2 separate regions of the Mus musculus genome follow, and region 2 is linked to region 1. Evidence: chromatin loops called from intact Hi-C (ENCODE). Cell type or tissue: left cerebral cortex. All regions are shown on one strand. Links, peaks and the distances in the headings refer to the core of each region. The heading gives the core; the rest is flanking DNA.

Region 1 (12,363 bases), core at 3,016-11,015:
CAATTTCCTGGTTGCAACCCCTTCCCCAGCTATAAATGACCCATTTGCAGCAGCCTATAAACTGGTGGGTCCCAGTTCCATTCCCAAAGCCTGGAGGGTTTTCAAACATCAAAGTCTCTCCCCATCCTTTGCCTCGTTGGTTTCTCTGGCCGGCCCCATCCCAGTGCTTCCTGAACTAGCTTCTCCACTGAGCAGGGACCACAGCAGCAGCGCTGTGTCCCAGAAATGGTTGAGAGTCCATGCTGGAAGCCTGTGGCTCAGGGACCTGATCCCACCCCCACCCCCACCCCCACAACAGAGTTCCAGGGGCCCTGTATGAGAACAAAGGGACAATAAGAGCCACAGGCAGGAATAAAGTCTCCTCTACTGACCAGGCCTGGCCGAAGCTGCACCCTGTCACCCACACTTCCTGTCTGTACTCATGCCCCTTACACCCACAGCCTCCATGGTAGTCAGTCCTGTTTCAACTTTTCCCAACAGGTAGGACACTAGCAACTACTTTAACAGACACTAGTCTAGGAACTCCTTGTGCTTCAACTGTCCCAGCAACCAGCACCCCAAGGGGAGTGAGCATGTCTTATCCTCCCTGTCCCTCCATAAACCCAACTAGGTGCTGACCCAGGTGCTCCATGCCTGACCCTCTCTTCTCTGCTTTCCAGGGTCTCACTATGAAGCCCAGGTGGGTCTCAAACTCTCAATTCTCCTGTCTCAGCCTCCTGAGTGTTGGCACCCACACACCTTGCTGTTCCATGTCTTCCCGAGGAGATAAGATAGAAAGGTCAGGCAAGGAAGAGCCAAGCCAGAGAGAGCCCAGTGGATTGGAGCACAGCCAATGGTGGCTTGAGTCCTCTTCATTTCCTATCCTATATATGTCTCTGGGGACACAATAAAGAGAAAGTCTGACAGGAAGTCAGGAATGACTCTAGGCAAGCCTCATTGTTCTTTCTTTCTCTTACCCCTTTTTATTTTTTTATTTTTTGGTTTTTCGAGACAGGATTTCTTTGTATAGTCCTGGCTGTCCTAGAACTCACTTTGTAGACCAGACTGGCCTCGAACTCAGAAATCCACCTGCCTCTGCCTCCCAAGTGCTGGGATTAAAGGCATGCGCCACCAGGCCCGGCTCCCCTTTTTATTTTTTTATTAAGGGTTGCTTATTTATTTGGCGTATATGTATGTGCTGTGGTGTATGTGTGGAAATCAGAAGACAATTTTTGGGAGCTGGTTCTCTCTTTATACCATATGAGCTCCATGGATTGAACCTGGGTTGTCAGGTTTGGGGACAAGCTCCTGCCCACACTGAGCTACTCACTGGCCCTTAGACAGCCATGGTCAGAGGCTCAGTTCCCCTCCCGTTAAGGAAGGTATGGAGTTGCTATAGTTTTCTGTGTCCAAGATACTAACAAAGAATCCACAGTGACAAGCACTGGGCTTTATTGGTTCACATTTTGGGCTGATAATAGTTATAAGGTCATGAGAGCCCTGCCGTCTGGCCGTGGTAGGTACCAGATATTTGTCTATGGCTGGCAGATGGAGATCTTGCTCACACTGCTGTCCATGCCTTGCAGAGCACCTTCATTCTTTGGGAGTGTGGTGGTTTGAATATGCTTGGCCCAGGGAGTGGCACTATTAGGAGGCATGACCTTGTTGGAGTTGGGGTGGTATTGTTGGAAGAAGTGTGTCACTGTGGGGGTGGGCAATGAGACCTTCCTCTTAACCACGTGAGAGCCAGTCTTTTAGAGATCTTCAGATGAAGATGTAGAACTCTCAGCTCCTCCTGAACCATGCCTTGATGATAATGGATTCAACCTCTGAACCTGTAAGCCAGCCCCAACTAAATGTTGTCCTTATAAGAATTGCCTTATTCATGGTGTCTCTTCACAGCAATGCAAACCCTAAGATAGAAGTTGGTACCAAGAACTGGGGTATTGCTGTGATAGACCTGACCATGCTTTTGTTTGGAGGAACATGGATTTGGGGACTTTGGAAAGCAGTGGAATGCTTTGAGTGGAGCTTAATGGACCAACCAAGTAGAAATATGGAAGACATTGATGCTGAGGGTGATTTGAATTGTGCAGACCTGACCCAAGATGTTTCAATGGAGAAGGATTTTAGTATGTGGCCTAGAGACTGTTCTTATGATAGTTTGGGGAAGAATATGGCTGCTTTTTGTCATTGACTTAAGAATCTGCTCCTGGCTTCCTTTGGCTGAAGATACAGAACTCTCAGCTCCTTCTCCAGCTCCATGCCTACTTGGACGCTGCCTTCCTGCTATGATGATAACGGGCTACATCTGTAAGCCAGCCCCAATAAAATGCTGTCCCTTGTAAGAGTTGCCTTGGTCATGGTGTCTCTTCATAGCAATGAAATCCTAACTAAGACAGGGAAGCTCCATCCAGGAAAAGTTAGATCTGTGACTTCCACAGAAACAAACTTCAGGATGTTCTGAAGTTGTTGACTTTACCCATACCCAGGATTGAGGACCTTCCTTTTCTTCCCATGTCCCCATAACTTCCTGTCCTTCTATCCCACCTCAGTGGAGGTAACTGGACACCATAGGAGTGGGGGAGGAGTGAGGGAGGGGTGCTGGGTGTAGTTATCATGCAGAGCTTCTTACCTGGGACAGCAGAAGTGAGCACATCAGTGTTTATCTTGCAGGCCTTCAATCCCTGTCACTAGTGTCCTTTGGCACCTTAGACACCCAGTGACAGCCACCTCCCCCACCTGATGGCCCTTCCTCATCAGTCTCAGTGATGACAACATTTCACAGGGGCACACCAGGAACTTCACATCTGAATGCAAAGGTTAACAGTAAGAGGTCCAGACAGAGCAGTGGGACCTCTGATGTTACTGTATCCACAGAAGAGCTGCCTGCAGTGGCCTTTCTGGAGATGGGGGAGGAGACTAGCTGTACTCACCTCCATAGGATCAGGAGGAAGTGGGGAGGCCGTGTTGTTCCTCCCAAGCCCAGCAGCTCTCCAATGGGACTCATTCCACTTTGTGGGCAGTGAGTTCTACTCTGCCTTAAGAAACAAGGGACAGAAAGCCATCCCAAGGCAGTTTAACCAAACCAGAGAGCTGTTAGATTCACCATCCAGCCAACAAAAGATGCAGGCAGGATTAGTTTGAGGGCCTCTTAGGTCCGAGAACTCAATTGTGACTGAAGTCTTTTCTTTCCTCCTCCCTACATTTCTGCTTACCTCCGGGGCCCATGCTGAACCGTGTGGTTTCAAAGAAAAAGAAAAGCCTGTTGTCTCTTTGACAACAGTGTCTAGTTGGCTCAGCTTGTATGAAGACAGCAATGAGCTATGCTGAGTCCCTAGGGCTGAGATTGCATAGCTGAGTTCTACATAGGGACCAAAGGAGCCAGAATGTTCACAGAAGAGGAAGAGGTTCTTGCTAATACTGAGCCCCACAGAAGAGGTCCCAAGATCTGAGCAGGGGCTCAGTGTCTGTTCCAGTGTGGGCAGCTGCTTCACATCACAGGTGTCATCTCCACTGACTTCATTTCCAAAGCCAGACACAGGAGTGTGAGGCAAGTGGACCATGCCTCCAGACAGAACTGGTAAGGTCCAGCAGGTTCAGACCCCAGGGGATCTCAGATTCAAGAGCAGCAGGATTAGAGCCAACTCCCTGCCAAACTACTTGATCTGGAACATGTAACCATGACACCCCACTGAGAGGACCATGGTAATCAGTCCCATAACATAAAAACTTAGAATTCCTCATGCAATTGAGGTACCTAGGTAGGCCCTGAGTGTTTAGCCAATGAGCTTCCCTTCCTGGGCATTCCTTCCCAAAAAAGGTATTTAATCCCTGGTTCACCCTGAATAAGGTGTATACATTCACATTTGCCATCATATAAAATAGTTTGGTCAAGCAAGGACCTTCTTTTCATCAAGAGTTGGGGAGTGGGGGGTGTAGCTTTGTTATAAAGAGCCTCAGTCTCCTAGACAAGGCCTTCTCTTCTTCCAGTCCCTCTCTATTCTTGGCACTCACTTTGAGCCAAACCTGGTTCTGAACTCTGCCTTCTCCTTCCTGCCTGGCACTTAAATGCCCTGAGAGGACCCTCAGACCCCTGTTCCCAACTCCCAAGGGGTGCTTGGGTACACAAGAGACTAAGGAGCCACGACAACCATCGCAGAGCCTGCTGCTTCCTACCCGAGAAAGCAAGGACTGACAAGCACTACAGACTGTGTTGTGCCTCCCCGAACAGCTTGCCAGACATGCAGCTTAGCCTAGGAGCTCTGAAGCAAGCAAGCCATTTCCCCCTTCCTAATCTCTGGTTCCATTCTGGCATGTGGTTCAGCTTTGGTAGGCTGAGATGGCTACTGGATAATTTCTTACTACAGATAAGCAGGCCGTTGTGTCAGAAACCATTCCTTCCCATGTCAACAAGGACACATAGTTAGTACCTTTGAAGTGGCCTGTGGACATCTGGAGAAGCAGCTATATACCTGAATGTCACACCTCTCTCTGACTCTATCTCCTGGTATCTCACCCTGTCATTCCTATAGCCTGTCCCAACAAGACAGTGAGCTTCTCTACTCGGGCAGTTTGCTTCCCATAAGCACTCGCTTCTTGACTATTCATTGCATAGCCTGGAATTCACACTGCAGCCCAGGCTGCCCTTGAATACATGGCAATCCTCCTGCTTTAGCATCTAGAATCCTAAGATGGAGTCACCATGAGTCACCATGCTAGCTCTTTCAAAAGTTTAAAAGTTTGTATTTCTCATTTAGGCCAATCCTTCACCCAGAGCCCTGCTGTTCCTGTGTTTGGTGGGAGGTGGAGATCTGAGCATATTTTTCTACAAGGAACACCAATTGTCAACACATCATGGATTGGCTGCCAAACCCTTCCATACTGGCTTGCAATGCTCCCTCTGGCAGTGAGGCGCCTCGTGTGGGCATGTGGTCTTCTTCTGGTTCTGAACTCTGCTCTGTCTTGTTAGTTCATGTGTCCACCCCTGCTCAGCAGCACACAGTCTTCATCACATTGGTTTTAAATCAAGTCTTTCTGCAACCAAGACAAGAGCTGCTAATTCAGTCCAATTGTCAAATTTGATGAGAAATCTTTTGAAGACTTTAGTTGGAATTAAATTAAATTTATAAATGGATTTGAGAAAAAGAGGCATAGTTAGGAGTTCAGATTTTTTCCATCTATGAACACAACCTATCTCTCCATTACTGGGGACTTCAATGCCTTGCAGTGAAACTTTACTCTGCTACATCAAAATCCTCTCACATCTTTTGTTAGGTTTAGCCTTGGCTTATTTACTTTTATTGCTGTATTTAAATGAAATATCACAGCTTTCCCCCCCCCCCCAGGTGCTTTGATATAGACATGTATTTTGTCTTTGTTTACTGTTCTTTTGTGAAGCAGCCTAGCCTGGTTCTCTTAGGTCTGATAATTTGTTTGCAATGGAGGTGATTTAGTTTCTTTACATTTGGCTCCCCTCCCCATTACTGCACGGCTGGGACTCACTAGTCCACCTTAAGTGAAAATACAGCAGATATTTTCCAGTCCACCTTAAGTGAAAATAAGGCAGATATTTTCTCTTAATGTAATTTCTTCTAAGGAGAAGGCTTAGTCTTTCCATTCCTTTCTCTTTCTTTCAGTTTTAGGTTTTAATTTTCTCTAAGTGGCATGCTTTAGATTTTTTTCCTTTCAGTTTCTGTCCTTGCCTTTGATTCTCTTCAAGAAGAAAACGTTTGAGGAACACTGAAAGAATGGTGGGTGACCACTGTGCACCTCTTCACTGGCATTATTAATATTTTTTCTTTAATTTGTTCTAGATTTATTTGTTTTTATTGTATGTGTACAAGTGCTTTGTCTTCATGTGTACACACATGTGCACTGTTTGCGTGCCTAGTGCCCTCAGAGGTCGGGGAGGATGTTGGATCCCCTGGAACTGTAGTTACAGATGGTCGTGAGCCACCATGTGGGGCCTAGGAATGAACCCCATTTTCTCTGTAACTGCTGAGCCACCCCTCCAGACTGTTTGTTGGTCATTAACACTGTGCTTCATGCTTCCATTTCTCTTTAACTACACACAGTTCCCTTCACAAAACACTGAAGAAAGCAAAAGACAAGTACCTACAACCTTCATCCTGAAGGTGCTGAGACAAGCACTTCCTCCCACACAGCCTCCTCCTCATAACCTAAGAACACTGATGTTAGCTCAGTAACTCCTAATGTACAATCCATATACACCATCAGCTGCCAGTCAGCCTGGAAATGTAGTGCATAGCTTTAAAAAAAAAAACACCAAAAACCAAAAAAACTGGAATCCAATCACCTATGCTCACTGTGTTTGGCTAGTGTGTCTCTTGGGTTTAGAGAGGCCACCCCCATCTCCCATGACTCTTGACTAAATGAGCTCTGTGTTGTGAACTTCATCAGTGCCGTTCTGCACAGCAGGAGCTCCTCTGGTCTTGCTGTAGTATAATGTTCCATAGCATGTGACTTCCATCACAATTATCTCCCTTCCCGGACAATGATGAGCAATGGTGGCTCTCAAGCATTTTGTCCCCAATTATTTGAGCCAGTAATAGCAGCCTTGTATGTGTCTCCTGGGAAACTTATGCTCACGGCTTGGAAAGGTGTCACTAGGTCACTGGTTAAATGTGTGCTCGACTTTAGTAGACAGGAAGTTTTTCAGTAGTTTTACACTAGTTCTCCTAGTAGCAATGGGTTAATGCTCTGTTTGCTCCAGTGTGGATGGCTTAGCTTGAGAGATTCTGGATTTATTGAATTGTCTTTATAATTGGAGGCCAGGTAGTCAAACAATGACCATCTTTGGTTCAACAGTGGAGGTGTAGAGAACTCAATAACTGCTCAGTTCAAGAAACTGGAAGCCTTAGAGCCAGGGTGCTATAGTCAGGGTTTCTACTGTTGTGATGAAACATCAAGACCATGATCAATTTGGAGAGGTAAGGGTTTATTTCACTTACTCTTCTATTATCACAGTCCATCACTGAAGGCAGTGAGGACAGGAACTCAAACAGGGCAGGGGCCTGGAGGCAGGAGCTGACACAGAGGCCATGGAAGAGTGCTGCTTACCGGCTTGCTCCAGATGGCTTACTCAGTTGGCTTTCTTGTAGCACCTAGGACCAACCACCCAAGGATGGTATCACCCGCAATGGGCTGGGCTCTCCCACTTCAATCATTGTATTGTTCTCTAGAAGAAGAGAACTGTTTACACACACGCGCGCACACACACACACACACACACACACACACACACACACACACACAAATACACATTGTGGGCCTGTGTTCCACTCTGACACTGGGGTGTGGGTGGGGCTGCGGGGCTGGGGAGGGGCAGAGAGTGGAGGCTCCCTGGCATCCAGTTGCTGCTGGGGTGCTGCACAGAGAAGTTGGGAATAAAGGATGGGGGTCTATGGGCCCAAGGCAAGACTGGACCAGGTTCTCTCAAACTCTTGGACATCTAGGTGCTGCTGAGTTGAAGGGAGCTGGGAGCAGAGTTGGGGGCCTGAGGGCTGAGGGGGAAAGGAATGGGAGCTGCAGCTTAGCGCATCAGTGATTGATCGGTAATTGGCTGTGGTTGTCTAGAAGTGCAAAGAGGCTTTCTACAGGCTGAGGCTCTGTAGGCAAAGCCCTTCTTCATCCTCCCCATGGCAGTTTCAATAGAAGAGACAGTCCATGTGTATTCATACTGTTTATTGACTGTTCATCGTGGAAAATGGATGCATACCAACTCCTCAGGGTGGACCAGAGATGAAATACCTTTTGGAGAGAGAAATGTTCAGGAAGGGAATATTATTGGCTAAACCCTCAGGGCCTCTGGATACCTCATTAGCATGGAGAACTCTGTTCTGGGCTATGTGACTGACATGGGAAGTGTGGTCTTGTGTTCTGGGCCAGGAATCTGGTAGCGAGCAGGGAGGTGCCTACCATCTCAGGTGGGTGCTGGGGACCAAGGACTCTGAACTTGCTCAACCTACCAAGTTTCCTGGCACAGTCCACTGTCCAACAATACATTTAGAATTTTATTAGAGTGGCTTACAGTCTGTGGTCCAGCTAGTCCAAAAATGGCTGTTTTACCAACAGAAGGTCCAAGAATCCAAAACTTATTCAGTCCGTGAGGCTGGATGTCTCAGCTCGTTTTCAGCATATCTAAGAATCCCAAAGAAATAGACTCTAATACTAGTGAAGGTATGGCCTTCCCAGTAATCGTGAGGTCAGGCAGACAAAGAGCAAGTGCTTCCTTCTTCCATGTTCTTTGAGTGGGGCCATATTTAAGGTGGATCTTCCCACCTCAAAGGCCAATCATTTTCTGAATCAAATTGACTTTTTTCAAATGACTAGCTCTGGTTGTTAAGATAAAGTGAGCCAGCACACGTGAGGAAGCACTGATGGAGCTCCAGTCTGAGGATGATAGCCTGGGATTTCCTGGGGTTACTGGGACAAGCTTGTGTTGAAAGGCTGAAGAACGTGGAGTGGGGTGTCCCTGGACAGTTATAGCAATACTAGGCCCATGCACTCGAGAAAACTGGAGCCTCCATGAGCTGGCTGACTGTCTCCTTCCTTCCTTCTAATAGATGGTGCTGCCCACATTCAGGGCAGGTCTGCTCCCCCAGTTACCGTATCTCGCCTTAGTTTTCTCTGGAAATGCCCCGCTGGACACACGTAGATGTGTTAATCCAATCAAGTCAACAGTGATGATTATCCATCACTCTAAGAGTTCAGCATCCTTCCACATGCCCAAGGCTCAGGTTGGGGAAAACGTACATCTTGTTAATTTTATATTGTCAACTTGACACAACCTGAAGTCATCTTGGAAGTGGGAACCTCAACTGAAAAGCTGCCTCTTCAGACTGGCTTGTGGCCACATCTGTGAGGGAATGTTGTGATATGGAAGGTTCAGGCCATAGTGGGCGGCGCCATCCCCAAGCAGGTAGGCTTGGGCTGTATAAGAAAGCCAGCTGAGCATGGGCAGAGAAGTGAGCCAGTAAGCAGTGTTGCCTCAGGGTTTATGCGGCAGGTCCTGCTTGAGTTCCTGCCCCAACTTCCCTCAGTGATAAACTACAGCCTGCAAGTGTAAGCCGAAATAAGTGTTTTGTTCTCCTAGGTTGTTTTTGGTTGCAGTGTTTATCATAGCAACAGAAAGCAAGCTAAGACAACCTTATTAAGCCATATTACTGTGCTGTTATTATTGCCTAACTTGTAAGCAGTTGATAGTCTATTTATCATTGATGACTAGCTTGATTCCACAGCTGGGTGAGGATGGGCTCTGAATGCTTCTAATATTTTACATTACTTTGAAGTTTCTTTAAATAGCCCGGCAATATGGTATTTGAGTAAATATTCTATGTGCACTTGGAAAATGTGCGGAATTTTTCACTGTGATTGAAAAGAAAAGTGTGTGTGTATGCATGTGTGTGTGTGTGTGTGTGTGTGTGTGTGTGTGTTGGTCTTCAAACCAGCTCCTGGCAGAAAGCTCCTAAAACCCTTAGAAGTTCTCAAGCAGTAGAAATACTAGTAAAATCTTTAGTCCTGACATTGGCTCGCTGACCTAGTTCCAGGCACAGAGCTCAGATTCTCTTGGAATTTCCTGGGTACTAAAAGTCATGTTTGTTCTAAAAAGGTGGGCCTTGTTGGAAAGGGGTGGGCTTTGGTGTTTCAAAAGACGCAAACCATTCTCTCTCTCTCTCTCTCTCTCTCTCTCTCTCTCTCTCTCTGCTTCCTACTTGTAGATCATATGGGAGCACCCTGCTGTTCCTGCTGCCAGCCTTTGCCTTGGTCATACTGTTTTGTCACTGCAATAGAAAAGTAACCAACACACCCCTGTGGCTCTCCACATAGCTGCTCACTGTATTCAGTACCGGCTCCCCCTCCTTAATAAGCCAGTGCATGTGTCCCCTGATTTGGTGAGCCAGTCTAGCTAACTAATAAAATCCTAAAAGAGGATTGTGGGAGACTCCAGTTTATAGTCAGGCTGGGGAGAAGTTGAGATGACTGAGTGTGCACAGCCTGGAATTTTAGGGTCTTTTTATGGGACTTATGGCAGAAACTGGACATAATCTGAGGTAACATTTTTAAAGATTGGTTATCTGCCAATACTGAGAGCTGAAGCAACAGGGGTCACGCGTGTTCTGTGCATGTTCGATGCATGCCCTCCTGACCCAGCTGAGGAGGGAGCCAAAGGCTGCTGTGTGCTGCTCACCTAGCTAAGGGTGGTGGCATGTTTAAACCCCACTCTGCTCGTGCCTGATTCACTCTGTGAGCTGCTGACCTTGGCTGGTCCACTGGCTGCTGGCCCTGGCTGGAGTCACTGGTCGGTTCAGTTGGGGGGTCTTTGTTCTTATGGTTAAGTGGCCAGTTAGTGGTTCTACTATAGGCCTTCCCCCTTTAATGCCTGTGGAGAATGAATTCCTGCCTTGTTAGCAATACAAGAAAAAAATAGTAATAACATGTATAGCACATACATTTGAATAATATGTATATAGTTGGGTTTTTTGTTTATTTGTTTGTTTGTTTGTTTGTTTGTTTGTTTTTTGAGACAAAGTCTCAGGTAGCCTGAGCTAGTCTCAGAGTTGCTAGGTAGCTTTACAGAAGGAGCAAACAATTGCAAGGTCAGGAGACTGAGCGGCTGAGAGCAGATTCTTGGACCTGCAAATAGTGCAAAGAGCTGGCTCCAGGGTCGCAGCTTTGGTGAGGCGTCCCTGGTTTTGGGGTGAGCCTTTCAGTTATGGAAAGCTGCTTTTGTGAATCCTCCCTGCTCCTGTAAGTAATCCCCCAACAGATCTGTTAGCAACCCCAGTAAAAACTCACCTGCTCACCCGCTCACCAGGTTGAACTTCGGCACAATCATTGCATTGGTCTGTTATAGATTCCTTTTCTGGAGTGATTGTGTGACTGTGTGCGTGTGCATGTGTGTGTCTCCCCAGGGAAAAGCCTGTCTCACTGCAGTGTGTGGTGCTTGAACACATGTATACAGGGGCAGGGCAAAGTGCCAGGGGTCCTGATCTGCTACTTCCTCACATCCTTCTGAGGCAGGGTCCCTCTAAACATGGAGCTAGGCTGGCAGTGAGCAGGCCCCAGCATCCTCCTGGCCATGATTCCACAAAGTGCTGTGCTCTGTTTTCCGCTGTGCACAGTCATGCTTGGCCTTTTGTGTGGGACCTCAGGACCTCAGACTTGGGCAGCAAGCACGTTACCTCCTGAGCCATTCCTCCAGTCTCAGGAAGGTGTCCAGGCACAGCCTTGACCTACAGCAGGGCTGGAGCGCCACTTTCCACCATTTATGGTACCAATCGTTTGGAGGCACGATCTCAAAAGGGCTGACCTCAATCTTGTGGCAATCCTCCAGCCTCATACTCCAGGATGCTGGATTACAGGCATTCACCCATTGCCACTGAACTCTCTCTAGTGTCATTTTCTAGGACAGGAAATTTTAGTATTGATGGAATCGACCTTCCTGCATTTTCCTGTGGCATCTGTGCGCTTACACCTTACCTAAGAAAGACTGTAGTGGTTCAGACATAAAATGTCTCCCGCAGTCTCACGTGTTTAAGTCTCCCGTCAGCATTGCTATTTCTGGAGGTGTGGAACTCTGCGATACACGTTCTAGCCAGGGGATGCAGGTCACCTGTGTTAGCTGGGGATTGATAAAAAAGAAGGAGACCAACCTTTCTGAAGGCAGAACTGTTCTTCAGGCAGGACATCTGGAGGACGCAGTCTCTCTGCAGGAGCAGAGACTGTGTGTGAGCGTGTGGTGCAGGGAGCTGGAGGTTTTATAGGGTGGGAAGGGGGTCTGGGGGATGGAGGATGCCACCTGATGTCAGTTCCCTGCAGTGGCAAATTCCCCCCGGGTTGTTACGTTGGCCTTCTTATGAGAAGCTTCTGGTATTCTAATAGCCCATGGGTGTTATTAGTCGGTCAAGTCAACCGTCTAGAGTTTCTCTGTCCACCTGAGGGGTATCGAAGGTTACACCCCAGCCCTACTTCTGGCCCCCCTTTGATCTGCCCGGATATGACAAACTGCACTGATAGTTCTTCCTGTTCTTCTTCCTGTTCTAGACAGAACTGTCAGGGAACTAACTGTGTCTTCCCAACAGTTACGGACCCTGCTCCTGGCAACCATGAGCCAAAGCAGACCTTCTTCCCTGAACTTGTCACAGCGATGAGAAAAGAAACTAATATGGGGCCTTTCATTCTTCTGCATTGTATTTGATTTTTTTTAAAAAAAAAAAAAAAGCATTGGCAACTCCATTAAATCTTTAACCCATCTGGACAGTATTAGTCCAGTACTGTGTACTTTATATGGAAAGCCTTGAACTTTGTCCAGGCTAGGAGCAGAGCAATATTCAGTAACAACCTCTCAGCACGGAGTCC
Region 2 (12,363 bases), core at 2,122-10,121, 520 kb before region 1:
AAGCTGGAGTCCAGAGCTCCAGGGTACTGGTTAGTTCATAATGTTGTTCCACCTATAGGGTTGCAGATCCCTTTAGCTCCTTGGGTACTTTCTCTAGCTCCTCCATTGGGAGCCCTGTGATCCATCCATTAGCTGACTGTGAGCATCCACTTCTGTGTTTGCCAGGCACTGGCATAGTCTCACAAGAGTCAGCTATATCTGGGTCCTTTCAGCAAAATCGTGCTAGTGTATGCAATGGTGTCAGCGTTTGGAAGCTGATTATGGGGTGGATCCCTGGATATGGCAGTCTCTAGATGGTCCATCCTTTCGTCACAGCTCCAAACTTTTTCTCTGTAACTACTTTCATGGGTGTTTTGTTCCCAATTCTAAGAAGGGGCATAGTGCATGAGGATTCTTGAACGATGCTAGGAGCTTTACCCAGGCCTGAGAGGTCTGGGCTGTTTCCCCAGGCCGAGCAGGCCAGTAGTTAGGAGCCCAGATTGTTGGCCCAGCTGGAGGAGGTAGGCATCCTGGGTGCCACTCAAGGCTCCCTTGGGAGGCTGGGGAAGAGCATCCTGAACCTGGAGAACATGGTTATGTCGGGAAGAGAGGCAAGTATGTGGCCTTCCTGTACACAGTGATCTTTCTGATTCTCTCATGGGTAAGCAGGAGATGGCAGCCTGCTTGTCTGGGCTGTGTGTTAGAGGGAGGTCAGCAGGAACTAAGTGCCTTGGAGGCCACATTCCCACCTTTGTGGGTTTCACCTCGTTCTGGAGCTAGCTGCAGATCTTTCCCCTCCTCACAGCTGGCTGTTGGTGAGAAGCTAGGAGGCCATGGCCTCTTTTCTCTGAAGCCCTCAGATAGCACAGGATTTAGGATTCCCTAGCTGGTGGGGACTACTACTACTAGTCGGGATATGGACTGTGAAGTCCCAGGGAGGGCAGCCATGGAGGGGCCCCACAGATCTTCACCCTGCCCCCTCTAGCAGTTGTGAGGACCTCAGCCTCATGTGGTGCCACTGGCTGTAGGGAAGGCCAGCTTGGTCACATGGCTGAGGCTCTGGCTGAGGCTTAGGAGGTCTTCTGGTTGGGGTTCCTGGGCTGCTTGCCTGCAGTCTCAGGGCTTTCCTGAGAGACTGCAGACAATTCCACAAAAGTAAGAAATTGAACATGCTGTGCCTCTTACTTTCACTGTCCCCCAGCCCCTGTGACGACTAACCATGGGGCAAGTGGGTTTATTTTCTGTACCCACACCTAGCTGCCCCCAGCCGACACCCACACCCCAGCTGGGAAAAGTTGCCCTAAGCCCAAATAGAGGATGAGCTGTGACACCATCATTTAGCCCTGGACAAGGATGGCCAGGGAAAGGCGGCAGAGGGGTAGGAAAAACACTGTTCTGTAGAGCCTGTCTGAGGAGATGCAGTTTGCTAGGGGAGCTTGCCATGTTCACATCGGGGGACAGCATTCTGAGCAGCAGGGGCAGCACAGAGGCAGCACGAGGCCTTGTGTAATGGAGCACAGCACAGAAGAGCAGGGAACCAGGGAACCAGGGCTGGGGAGGCCTGGGCAAACGGCGTGGGACTTTGTAAATTCTGAGAGGACATTGAAGGGCATTGATATGTCTCTGGAAAGTTGTGGGAGGCCACGGGAGGCCTTTCAGTGTCAAAAGGGAAAAATGCCTGCCGAAGGGTAGGCCATGGCTGACAGGGTTGGCGCTGAGCAAATGGGCACTAGGGATCACCAGGACAGTGGATGTTCTGCAGCCATGAGCGTGTCCTGGGATTGCTGTGGTGGAGGAGGCAGGGTGTGAGCGTGAGCATCCCAGAGGCCCAGGTTCAAGTCCAGCCCTGACGCTCACACTCCCTCTGCAGCTGAAGAAGGAGATGGGGAACACAGTGATGGACATCATTCGCAACTACACTGCCAATGCCACCAGTAGCCGCGAGGAGGCCTGGGACTACGTGCAGGCGCAGGTGAGGATGAGTCTGAGTGACAGTGACGTGGTGTGTTACTCTTGGAGAAAGGACACAAGTGCTCTTGGCCCCTAAGCACAGTCTTGGAGACGGCTCCTGGGCTCACAGCGCTGCCTCTTCTTTGTTGACCCTGGAAAGGTTGTCCCTTCCTGGTGTCACAGAACAAGTGAGGCCTGCCTGTCCGCTCACTGGGGGCAGAGCTGGTGGTACCTACCCTTCTGCCTTTCTGTCAGAGCTCTTGCCCGCTGGGGAATAGCCTAGAGCTCAGCTTCCCTTCACTCGCTTGGAGCGCCCCCTTCTGGCTGTTGCAGATGAGAGCTTGGGCACAGGAGATGGCTTATCCTCCCTCCCACCTGGGATTTGATTTCCAAGGAATCCACGGAGAACAGTGTTAGCTTCCATCCCAGAAAGCCTTGCCCTCTGGATAGAGCATTTTGTCTTTGGAAACAATGGAATTGATCTTGTCTCTTTTCTCACGTTAGTGACCAGGAAGCTCTGCCCCAGATCTCAGGTGCCTGTGTTTAACACTGGCAGGTAGCCTTGGACTTGACTGGTCTGTCACTGGGCTCTCTGGAAGCATGTGGCACATTGTCTGCCTCACCCCTCACTCAATTAGGGACCTTAGTTCCTAGTCTTCATTTGTGGAAAGCTCAGATCAGCTTGAAATGGCAGAACTGGGGTTTGAACCCATGACCCGAGAGCCCCATGTTCAACCTTTGCCACCTGACTGACAGCCTTGCACACATTCCACTTGTGCTGACTGGTGTTTCACTTGAACTCGCCTCCTCCGCTCTATGCATATGCTAACGGCTTCTGATTCTGGCTCTCCACTGTGTTGGTAGTTTGTACTGTTTCTTGGAGGCCTCTTGAAGTCCCTCTTGAAGTCTCTTCTGATACACAGCACTGAAGTTCAGCCCTTGGGTGCTATGCATCTCCAGCACCCCGGGAGCGGGACACAGCTACCACCCCAGGAGGCACAGAAGTGGCCAGTCTGAGTTTCCACCTGGAGATGGGCTGCTTAGGATGGGCTGAGTGGCCGATCAAGCAACCTGTCGTGTCGCCACTGCGCAGGTCAAGTGCTGTGGCTGGGTCAGCCACTACAACTGGACAGAGAACGAGGAGCTCATGGGCTTTACCAAGACCACTTACCCATGCTCCTGCGAGAAGATCAAGGAAGAGGACAACCAGCTCATTGTGAAGAAAGGATTCTGTGAGGCTGATAACAGCACTGTGAGCGAAAACAACCCTGAGGATTGGCCTGTGAACACTGAGGTATGTGTGGAGCTGGCAGTCAGGGGCTGGGCTCTGCCACTCTGAGAGGGACAGGTGTCCCAGCTCCTGGAGGTGCCCGGGGCCGTCACTCAGCCTCCTTCCCTTGTTAGTCCCCTCCTCCCCATCTGCTCACACCATAGTCTACAGGTGCCATGAGGGGCCTGCTCACGAGCCGGTCCTGGGCAGGCCTGCTGCAGCTGTGTGCAGAGGCTGACATGAGTCTTTCCACAGGGCTGCATGGAGAAGGCGCAGGCGTGGCTTCAGGAGAACTTCGGCATCCTTCTGGGCGTGTGTGCTGGTGTTGCTGTCATTGAGGTCTGTCCCTCTCTCCCATGCAGCCGTGCCCTGGGTTCTGTCTCGAATACCTCCCCCGCCCCCGCGCCCTTGCATTGCTGCTTCCTGTGAACTGAGTGGTCCATGTGCTTCTAGAGCTGCCCTGACCCCAGCCCATCTGGCTGTGTGACGTCAGATTGGGTACTGTCCCTCTCTGGGCCTCCTTCAGCAGCCTGCCTGTCTGCCTCAGGGTGGTTGTGACTGGGACCCAGTATGGAGCTGCAGGGCAGGGTCCTGGGACCCGGGCGGGCCTTCCTGACTTTGCTCTGTCCTTCACAGCTGCTGGGGTTGTTCCTGTCCATATGTTTGTGCCGGTACATTCATTCTGAAGACTACAGCAAGGTCCCCAAGTACTGAGGTTGCTGATGTCCCCACCGTCCTATTTCTCCACCCTCAGCCTCCCATGGGGCCTCTCTAGCTTTTTCTCACATGGGCCCTGCTCCATCCACCACTGAGGCCTCTGGCCCATCCTGGAAAGGTTGCATTGGGAACTTTCTGGGCCTGGGCCCTTCTCCCTGTCCTTCTGCCACCAATATGGGGCCCTGGCTATCCTGTGGCCTTTCTTCCTACTGCCTGGGATATTTTAACAGCTCGAAATGGCTCCCAGTATTACTGTACACAGGATAGCTGTGTCTCCACCCTGAAGTCATATTGTATTGTATTAAAAACCAGGGAGGGTGGGTGTAGCACCCGTAGCTGCCCAGGGAAAGGCCACAGGAAAGGTTGGTGGGGTTTTCCCCACTGTCACACTTTCTTCATAGGTTTTCCATGTTTCTGTGGGAGACAGGGTAGGCAATTCTTCCACACACTTGGAGCACTCCCCCCTCCCCAAGCTCAGTTCAGCAGGGAACTGAACTGAGGGGCCTCCTGGGGGACTGGCCCAGGTAGCCTCTGGTGCGCTCCTCTTGGTGAGGGACCTGACAACTTAGGGGTGTGGGTCCCTCAGGTCTGGCACAAGACCCTGGATGAGAGGAGGATCTGGACTGGTGTTTCTTGGCAGCTGTCCCCTGTCCTCTGCGCTAAGGGTGGGTGAGGCTGTGCCTTGCAGGGTGGGGGAGGGGTTCCATACACTCATCTCTGGAATCAATTATTAAAGGAGGGTTTATAATGATCCAGTCTGAAGAGGCGGTATCCTGAACTATGGGGTGGAGAGGATGTGGCGGTGACAGGAGGGAGCCGTGGGATGAACCTGAAAGCATGACATGGGGTTCCTGTGTCACAGCTGATGCCAGTTCACTCTTGCTGTCCTTCCTCCTCAAAGACCTGGGTACAGGTGCTTGGAAGGGGGCTGTAGAGAGCCAGGAAGCCACAGTGCTTGTGGCCTCTTCCTGGAACATCAGGCTTCTGTTAAGACTCACAGAAGGAGTCTTTTCATAAGAAGCCAGGCAGGTAGACTGTGCAGCCTTAGTGAAATGGATCATCCCTCGCAGCCTCTGCACACTCAGCCCGGACAAACGCAGAGCCAAACAACGTGATGAGGAGTGCCCACACAGGAGCAGGCGGAAGCTGGGAGGGATGGCCTGGTGGGGACTTCTCCCACTCACTTGTAGGCCCTGGAAGACCTCCCTTCTCTTCCCTCCTCTAATGAGTGGCTCTCGGCAGTGGAAGGGAAATGCTTCAGGCAGTACCCACCAGGGGGCACTGCTGCCCCATTGTAGGAGCTCAGGGAACCAGTGGTTCCTGTTTCCTGCAGGTACCTGGCCTGCTCCAAGTCTCTCAGTCAGGGGGGACACTTCAGAGGATGCAAACTCCAGAGGTCAAGAGTGTGGGAGGGGCTGGGGCTGGGGCTGCGGGGCTGGAGGGGACCAGGAATCCGCATTCGTGCAAACCGGGGAGTGATTCCTGAATTGAGATGACTTTAACAGGATTTGGTGAGACTGAGCCACAGTGTGAGCCAAAGAGAGAAGAATGAATAGGTCTCAGCCAGAGAGCCTGGTCCTGGGACAGAAGGTCAAGAGACTTTCTGTGGTCAGAGGCCATCCATGCAAGCTCACTGCTAGACCCACCATAGCACCCTGTGCCAGGCTGGGGCCCCAGGAAGCCTGGGTTCCCTGACAATATCAACCACTAGGACTCCTCTCCCCCTCCCTCCCTCTCCTCTCCTCTCCTCCTTTTCTTCCTCTTCTTTCCCCTTCTCCCTCCCCCTCCCCCTTCCCCTCTCCCTCCCCCTCCCCCCCCCCTCCTCCTCCTCCTCCTCCTCCTCCTCCTCCTTCTCCTCCTCCTCCTCCAAGCTAGGGGTTTAGCCAGGCAGCATGAGGCCCTGTCGGAGACCTGAAGTGAGCACTTGCCCTGTTCCAGGGCTGGTGTCTCGAAGTAATACTGGCCCAGCTTTTTTCGCTGATAACCTTGGCTGCCCTAGAAAGTGTCATATTAAAATATAAAGTTGGACATAGTGGCACACCTTTAATTCCAGCACTCTAGAGGCAGAGGCAAGAGAATCTCTGAGCTTGAAAACAGACTGGTCTACGTAGCAAGTTCCAAGACAGCTAGGGCTACATAGTAGGACCCTGTATCAAAAACAAAACAAACAGAAACCATAAAAGAAAAATGAATCTTTGAGGAAGTGTGCACTGGAGTGAAATAAACAGCCTAAGTGGCTCATCAGGTAGCAAATGCATACAGCATACCTAGACCACTCTACACAGCTTCGTCCTCAGCAGACATCACCAATCAATCACCAATCGCATTTTCTTGGCCTAGCTGCTCTCTGGATAGACTTAATGGTCTTCATTACTCATTGTGACCTTAGATTTCTCAACTCAGCACTCTGAATCAATCTGTTGGAACTCAGTGAAAACAGTCGGCATCTTTTAAGCTCTCAGGGTTGTGACAAACCATGAAGCTCTACCTCTGTGCTTCTCGGTGGAAAGCTAAAGGGGAGGCTTTGTCAGTTTCAGGGATAACCCTTCTTGACTCTGTCCTTGGTGATAGGAAAGGTGACTTCCTGGACTCCAGAACTTAAGGCTACTCCCTGCTAATCCCCAACCGGGGACAACTTTTCTGTTACCGGGCCAAAAAAAGCAAAAAAGGAGCCTGTGCGCACCCTACTAACAGCAGGCACAAGAGCGTTGCTCTTTGCCAAGGATGAAAGGATACAAGGAAGGCCAGTGGCTGATGCAATGGGGCCCCAGTTTTACTCAGCAGTTAGTATTGAAATAGCACGAGCCTGGAGCCCTGCTTCAAAGATACTGGGGAGCTTGAGGCGAGTAGCTCAGCTTCCTGCCTGAGCTGGGGCACGGAGCAGGAGCTTTTGATGGCATTGCTGAATGGTGAAGTTATGCCAAGAACACCTAGCCATGTCCCTTGTAAGCGGTGAGAGAAGGCTAATCAGGAAGTGACTGGGGCCTGACTCCTGCCCACTGACCATTCTGTAAGGGAGCATGCAGGGCATGATGGGAGTTCCAGCTACACACGGTTAGTCCTGTGTGTTAGCTGCATGCATCAGGGACCCGCATCACATGTGCAGAACTGAGTGTTAAGCTGATCTCAGGTCTGTGTGGGGCCTGGAAAGGGTCTGATCCACTTAGAGGTCTCTGGGAGGCTGGAGGTAGCCCATCCCCACTCGGAGAAAGAGCCACTGCTAACGTGACAAATGGCTGACTGAACTCAGGGGAGGCTACAGGACCCTGGCACGGTTCTTGGGGGTTTCCTCCTTTTCCCCCTGAAGCTTTGGATTTAGCAGGGTGGTGTAAGGCCCTCAGTGGGGTGCTTGTCACTTGGCAACCCCAGTCAGAGGATGTACCCATTTCTCTTGGCTCCACCCTTCCACTGAACAGACAGCCTGTGGGAGGTAGGATGCAGCAGTTGCTGGGGTCTGTGGGGTTGACTAGAATGTGGCTTCCAGGTAGGCAGAGTTTCCACTCAGTGCCTGTGGGAAGGAAGGAGTTCCATGTCAGGGTCTTTGCCAGGGCTCCCTTGGTCCCCTGAGGTTAGAGTCAGTATACTGGGTGGGTCTCTTGCTCCCTGCTGCAATTTCTTCTTAGCCCGAGTGTAGAGAAAGTATAGGTATGGGACTAGGGAGCCAAGACAACCCCACACCCATACCTACTCACGCAAGCCTACACAGGAGTGGCCACTGTCAGCTAGCAGGGAACTGAGAGCCACTGTAGATTATGGTGGACTACACACTGAAAAACACTAAAGAATATGCTAAGGTCACAGGATAGGGGTTCACTCCAGGCTGGTAGCTCTTACCTGCCTCCTTTACCTAAAGCCTGACTAGAGGACACCAGAGCAAGGGCTGAAGCCCATACTTCCGGCTTCAAAGGCTACTTGGGCCTCTGCCCCTGTCAGGGAAGGAGGTGACAGTCCAAGAGATGACCTGGTTGGTAGTTGGAGACCCAGGGCCATATGTTTTCTGTACACTTTGCTGTACTCTGGGGCAATGACTCCATAGAGGACCCTGGAAATAGGAAAGTGGGTATCAGTGGCTTGAGCAGGCTCCAGACAGATACAGGCTCTCTTTCCATCCACCTAAGCCCCACAGCTCTGCCTCCCAGGAGGAAATCTTGGGTTCTTCTGAGCCTGGAAAACCCTCTAGACTATAGACTATGTCATGCTGTCGAGCTATATGAGCCTCTCGGGTGTGAGGGGGACACAGTGAACTCCCTTTCCTGCCCCACCTTCTTCCCTTCCTTCCAGGTCTGTGAAAATCTGTCAGGAAGGACCTGGCCTTGGACCCCTAAATCCTGAGTTGCCCCTTCCTAGGGCACTGGGCTGCACCTGTGGGGTCTTCAGTGGGCACCAGCGCCACCTACTGGCTGCTGTCCCTCCCGCCATGGTGCAGGCTAGGAACATGTTGGGCAGAAGATTCTCACATGGGCTGAAGGAAGAAGGGTGTCCTTGGTAGTGCCCAGTAGTGTCTGGGCCAGGCAGGATTGTGCCTTTCAGCCCCTGGGGAAGCCAGTGACAGTGCAGGAAGACGATGATAGGCATAGATGATGACCAATGGGAAGGGAAGGCTTAAGCTAGGATTGGGTCTTGTATATAACCCTTATACAGGGAGGGAGATGCAGGGGCTGAGAGAGGGTGTTGAGGGATTTCAGTGGCCAGTGTAGTGTTATTTCAGTTTGACTAACTGCTGTGGTCAGTGGGGAAGAGTTGTTTTAAATAACAGGCCCGGGTATGTGCGTGCACACACACCACACTTGTATGCCAGACCCTTAGATTCCCCCAAGAGCTCAGTTTTTTTTCTCGGCTAGGTGAAGTCACAGCCGCCATCCTTGCAGGCTGTGAACTGTGGCGGGAGGGCCCCATCAAAGAGGAGTACTCCAGATACTGGGTCTGTTCCCAGACTCTTCTAGATTGGGGATCTTTCAGGCAGGCAGTCACTTCCACAGAGAAATGACAGGGTGTGTGTGGGACATAGGTCCTAGGTCGTCATCTGGCTAAAGCTGGCACCTCTTCCTGCCTCAAGAGTGTCTGGCTGTTCTTTGGAGGTTTTCCAAACCCACCAACTAAGGTGAATCCATTCATCCCATGAGTGCTTTCTGGAAACTAATAGAATTTCGAGTCTCTTAAGAATACAGCCATGGGAATAGCAAGATGTCTTAGCACATAAATGCTGTTGCCGAACAAATATGCTGTCCTGTGTTTGATCCCTGGGAACTCGCACAAAAGTAGAAAGCATAAACTCCCTCCATAAAGGTGAACTCTGGCCTCATGTACGCTACCTTGTGTGCATGCCCACACACACTGATAATACATTTTACATTAAAAAAAAAAAAAGCACGACAAGAATTGGAGAGATGGCTCAGTGGTTAAGAGAACTGGCTGTTCATGTATGTGTCTATAGTCGTGCTGCTGCTGGAAGCCATATTGATGTCGTGGCCTATGATGTCACGGGGGACCTGTGCCTGTGCTCCGTGCAGCCGTCGGTCATGTTGATGGCCATGGGCCGAGCTGCCACCTGGAACCATGATCCCTGCTCCTGCTGACTATAAAAGGCAATGAAGCTACTTTTGCAGTGGTATTGGTCACTGCAGACTCAGAGTTGAGAAAGGGACATTGAAGATTTCTGTGACAACCCCTCCCTCCCTCCCCCACCAAAGAAACAGCCTAGACAGGAAGCCATTGAAGAGGTCTCTTAAAACTTGTGATAAGGATGCTGGAGTATAACTCTCCGTAACTTACGGCTTCTGGGGCGGGTGCAGACGGGGAAGGGCTCAGTTGTCTTTTAAGTGGCTGGCCACTGGGAATTTGATCACATGAGTGTGTGGGCAACATAAATTAGACTTGTTTTTTCTTCTTTTGGGGGGAAGGTCATAAGGTTGGGGAGCAGACCTGGGAGCACTGGGAAGTGAGTGTGATCTGGGTGCATGATGTAAGATTCTCAAATAATCAATAAAAATGTGTTGGGGGATGGGGGAAGCACTGGCTGCTTGTCTAGATCATACTGTCCGCAGTTCTAGTATCAAAGGGATCCAGTGCCACCTTCTGGCCTCTGAGGGCACTGCACGTATAAGATGCAGAGACATACGTGCAGGCAAGACACATGAAAAACTAATAAAATAATTTTAAAACTGCTATGAGATGAGCCAGGGGCTGTAGAGTGATAGCACTTGCCTTGCAGGAGGCTCTGGGCTCCACTCCCAGCACTCCACAAAATAACAAACCACAGAAGCAAAAAGTCCTACCCCAGCCCACACGGCCTTTCCGACCACAGGAGCGTGACATGCACACCTAGGCAAGCACATGCACACATGTCACAAGCCTGTGACAGGCACAGCCACCCACATGAATAAAGACACACCTCAGCATGCAACGACCAACTGCTGTGAGCACAAGCTAAGCCAAGTGCACAGTGGGACACCCCAGGCCATCCTGGGGAAGGAAATAGAAGAATGGGGAATAGCTGCAAGCAGGAAGCAGGAGTTCTGCTGTCCCTGCACTGAAATCAAGTCGGTTAGGTCCAAAGAGCCCCTGTTCCCAGAGCTGTCAGGATAAACATTCATTTTGCTTAGGTCTTGTAAGGAAAGCAGCTGTAACCCATTGTGACTGGGGGAGCACATGAGGTCCCATGCATGCTTCCTAAGAGCCCCACGGTGACCTCAGCACCAGTGGCTCATTGTCTGCAAGTGGCCCTCCCTTGACTGAACAAGGTCTACAGGGAGAAGATGGAGCTGTGGACCTTCAGGAGACGAAGCTCTGGTCCCAGAGACAAAGGATTCTGATGGAACAGAGCCCTCCTTCCATGTCACCTCAAATGCCTCGGGCAACAGCCTATGTCTGGAGCAGGATAGACCTTTCTGCAAGAACAGCTAAAGACTGAAGCCCAGGAGCAGGGTGGGTGGAAGATAGGGACCGGAGGAGCCATAATTCGGTATGTGATAGCACCATGCCCACCATCAAAGCTAGACTGACTCCGGGGGACTGACTCAGGGTCAGTGCCCCTTCCATGAGTCCTCAAGTCCAGCAAGAATTAAAAACCTCATTCAGAAAAAGGATGGAGAAGCTAGGCCCTTTCTGAGGCAGCACACCCAGTAAGGTCCAGCTCTCCTTCCATGGACTCCTGCAGTAACTATTGCCAAGTGCCTACTTATATCCAGCCTGGAGGGAGCCCTGGCCCATCCAGAAGAGCAGGGCCCATGACAGTCTGTGGGGCCAGGGATAGGAGGAGGAGTGCAAACACAAACTGGGAAATGCCTTTGTGTCGGGGACACATAAGGCAGCATTGGGAATTAGAACTCCCATCTTTCCCTGACTGTAAGTGCACATGATAAATGGAAGAAGCCAGTCCCTGGACTGGCTGCTCTCACCTGACTGCCCCATGGCCTAGGACATTACAGGCTACTTTATCAAGATGGGGAGAGGGGGAGTGTGCACCAGTCAGAACGTGAATGCAAATGAGACACTTCCTACTGCTTCCCCCAGCTCCCTGCTCCCATGCCCCAGCTGGGTCCCAATTCGGGCCTCCCCTCTGTGCACCTGGCAGGAAGACCTTCCTCAAGAGGCCAGGGGAACTGTCTGCAGCTTAGATGGGCGGAACTGCTTAGTTCAGGATGGGTTAATGGTTTACTTATCCAGCACCTAGGGACAAGGGTCATCCAGGTGTGCTGTGAGGACATCCTGCTCCTGAGGATTTGAGCTTGGGTTGACTGATGAGGGATGGGGTCACCCGGTCCCCACGACTGCACTGGGGATGTTTGTGCCTGCCCTGTGACATTATCTGTTTTCCATCTCCTATGGAGGAAGGCACTAGAAGGGCTCTACTGGAGGTGGAGAGGAGGGGCAGAGAGGGTAGTCTCAGGGTAGACTGCAGGTTTTTACCCTGTGTCTGGGTACTGTGTTCAGCTGTTGGGAAAAATTACACTGTTCTGCATTTCCGATCAACATGATGACTCTGGCCAGCTCCTCAGGGACTTCGCTGGGCCTGTTACTTGATTTGGCTAGCAGGATATGGGGAAGAGACAGTATGCCAACCCTAAGCCAGAGTTGCGAGTGGTTGTGAACACATGCACTCACGTACACACATGTACACACACATACAGAGACAGAGTCAGAGACACAGTGACAGAAAGACATTACACACACACACACATACACACATACACACACACACACACACACACACACACACACACACACACACACACACCAGGCACTTTAATATGAAGCCCAGGTCATCATAATGGAATATTGGAGGTAGGGTACCCATCACCTGGTCCAGGCAGCAACATCCCACCCCTAGCAGAGCTACCCACTCATGCTCTCTCACAGCCGCTTGTGCCAGCCACAGGAGCAAGTGAAAGCCAGAAAAGCCTGTAGCTGATTTGCATAAACCGCAGTTCTTTTGTGCCTAGAACCTG

Evidence for each region. Peaks named below come from ENCODE experiments on the same cell type or tissue, not always from the same donor. Only the 100,000 strongest peaks of a DNase experiment are listed, where the experiment ranks them.
Region 2: a loop joins it to region 1, with 2.9 times the contacts of the local background. A loop is called at or near these places in 10 of 42 quality-filtered maps.

The regions. Positions count from the first base shown.
Region 1 is chr2:92,889,561-92,901,923 of GRCm38, reverse strand. The region is part of intron 2 of Gm13791 (a long non-coding RNA gene); the gene reads left to right. Among named protein-coding and RNA genes, the nearest start is that of Syt13, 19 kb to the left of the region's middle. In left cerebral cortex, for the core only: no CTCF peak of the experiment used is centred there; no DNase peak of the experiment used is centred there.
Region 2 is chr2:93,411,415-93,423,777 of GRCm38, reverse strand. Cd82 (CD82 antigen) reads left to right here. Exons shown (of 10, transcript NM_007656.5): 7 at 1,850-1,951; 8 at 3,023-3,223; 9 at 3,455-3,538; 10 at 3,836-4,676. The coding sequence ends at 3,913. Gm13807 (predicted gene 13807) reads right to left here. Exons shown (of 6, transcript NR_040529.1): 4 at 7,299-7,958; 5 at 6,184-6,333; 6 at 5,948-6,063. Mir7001 (microRNA 7001) reads left to right here and starts at 1,771; the gene lies at 1,771-1,849. In left cerebral cortex, for the core only: CTCF peaks have their summits at 2,254 (motif pointing left), 5,178 (motif pointing right), 8,309 (motif pointing left) and 9,991 (motif pointing left); DNase peaks (open chromatin) are centred at 2,232, 5,189, 8,347 and 9,981.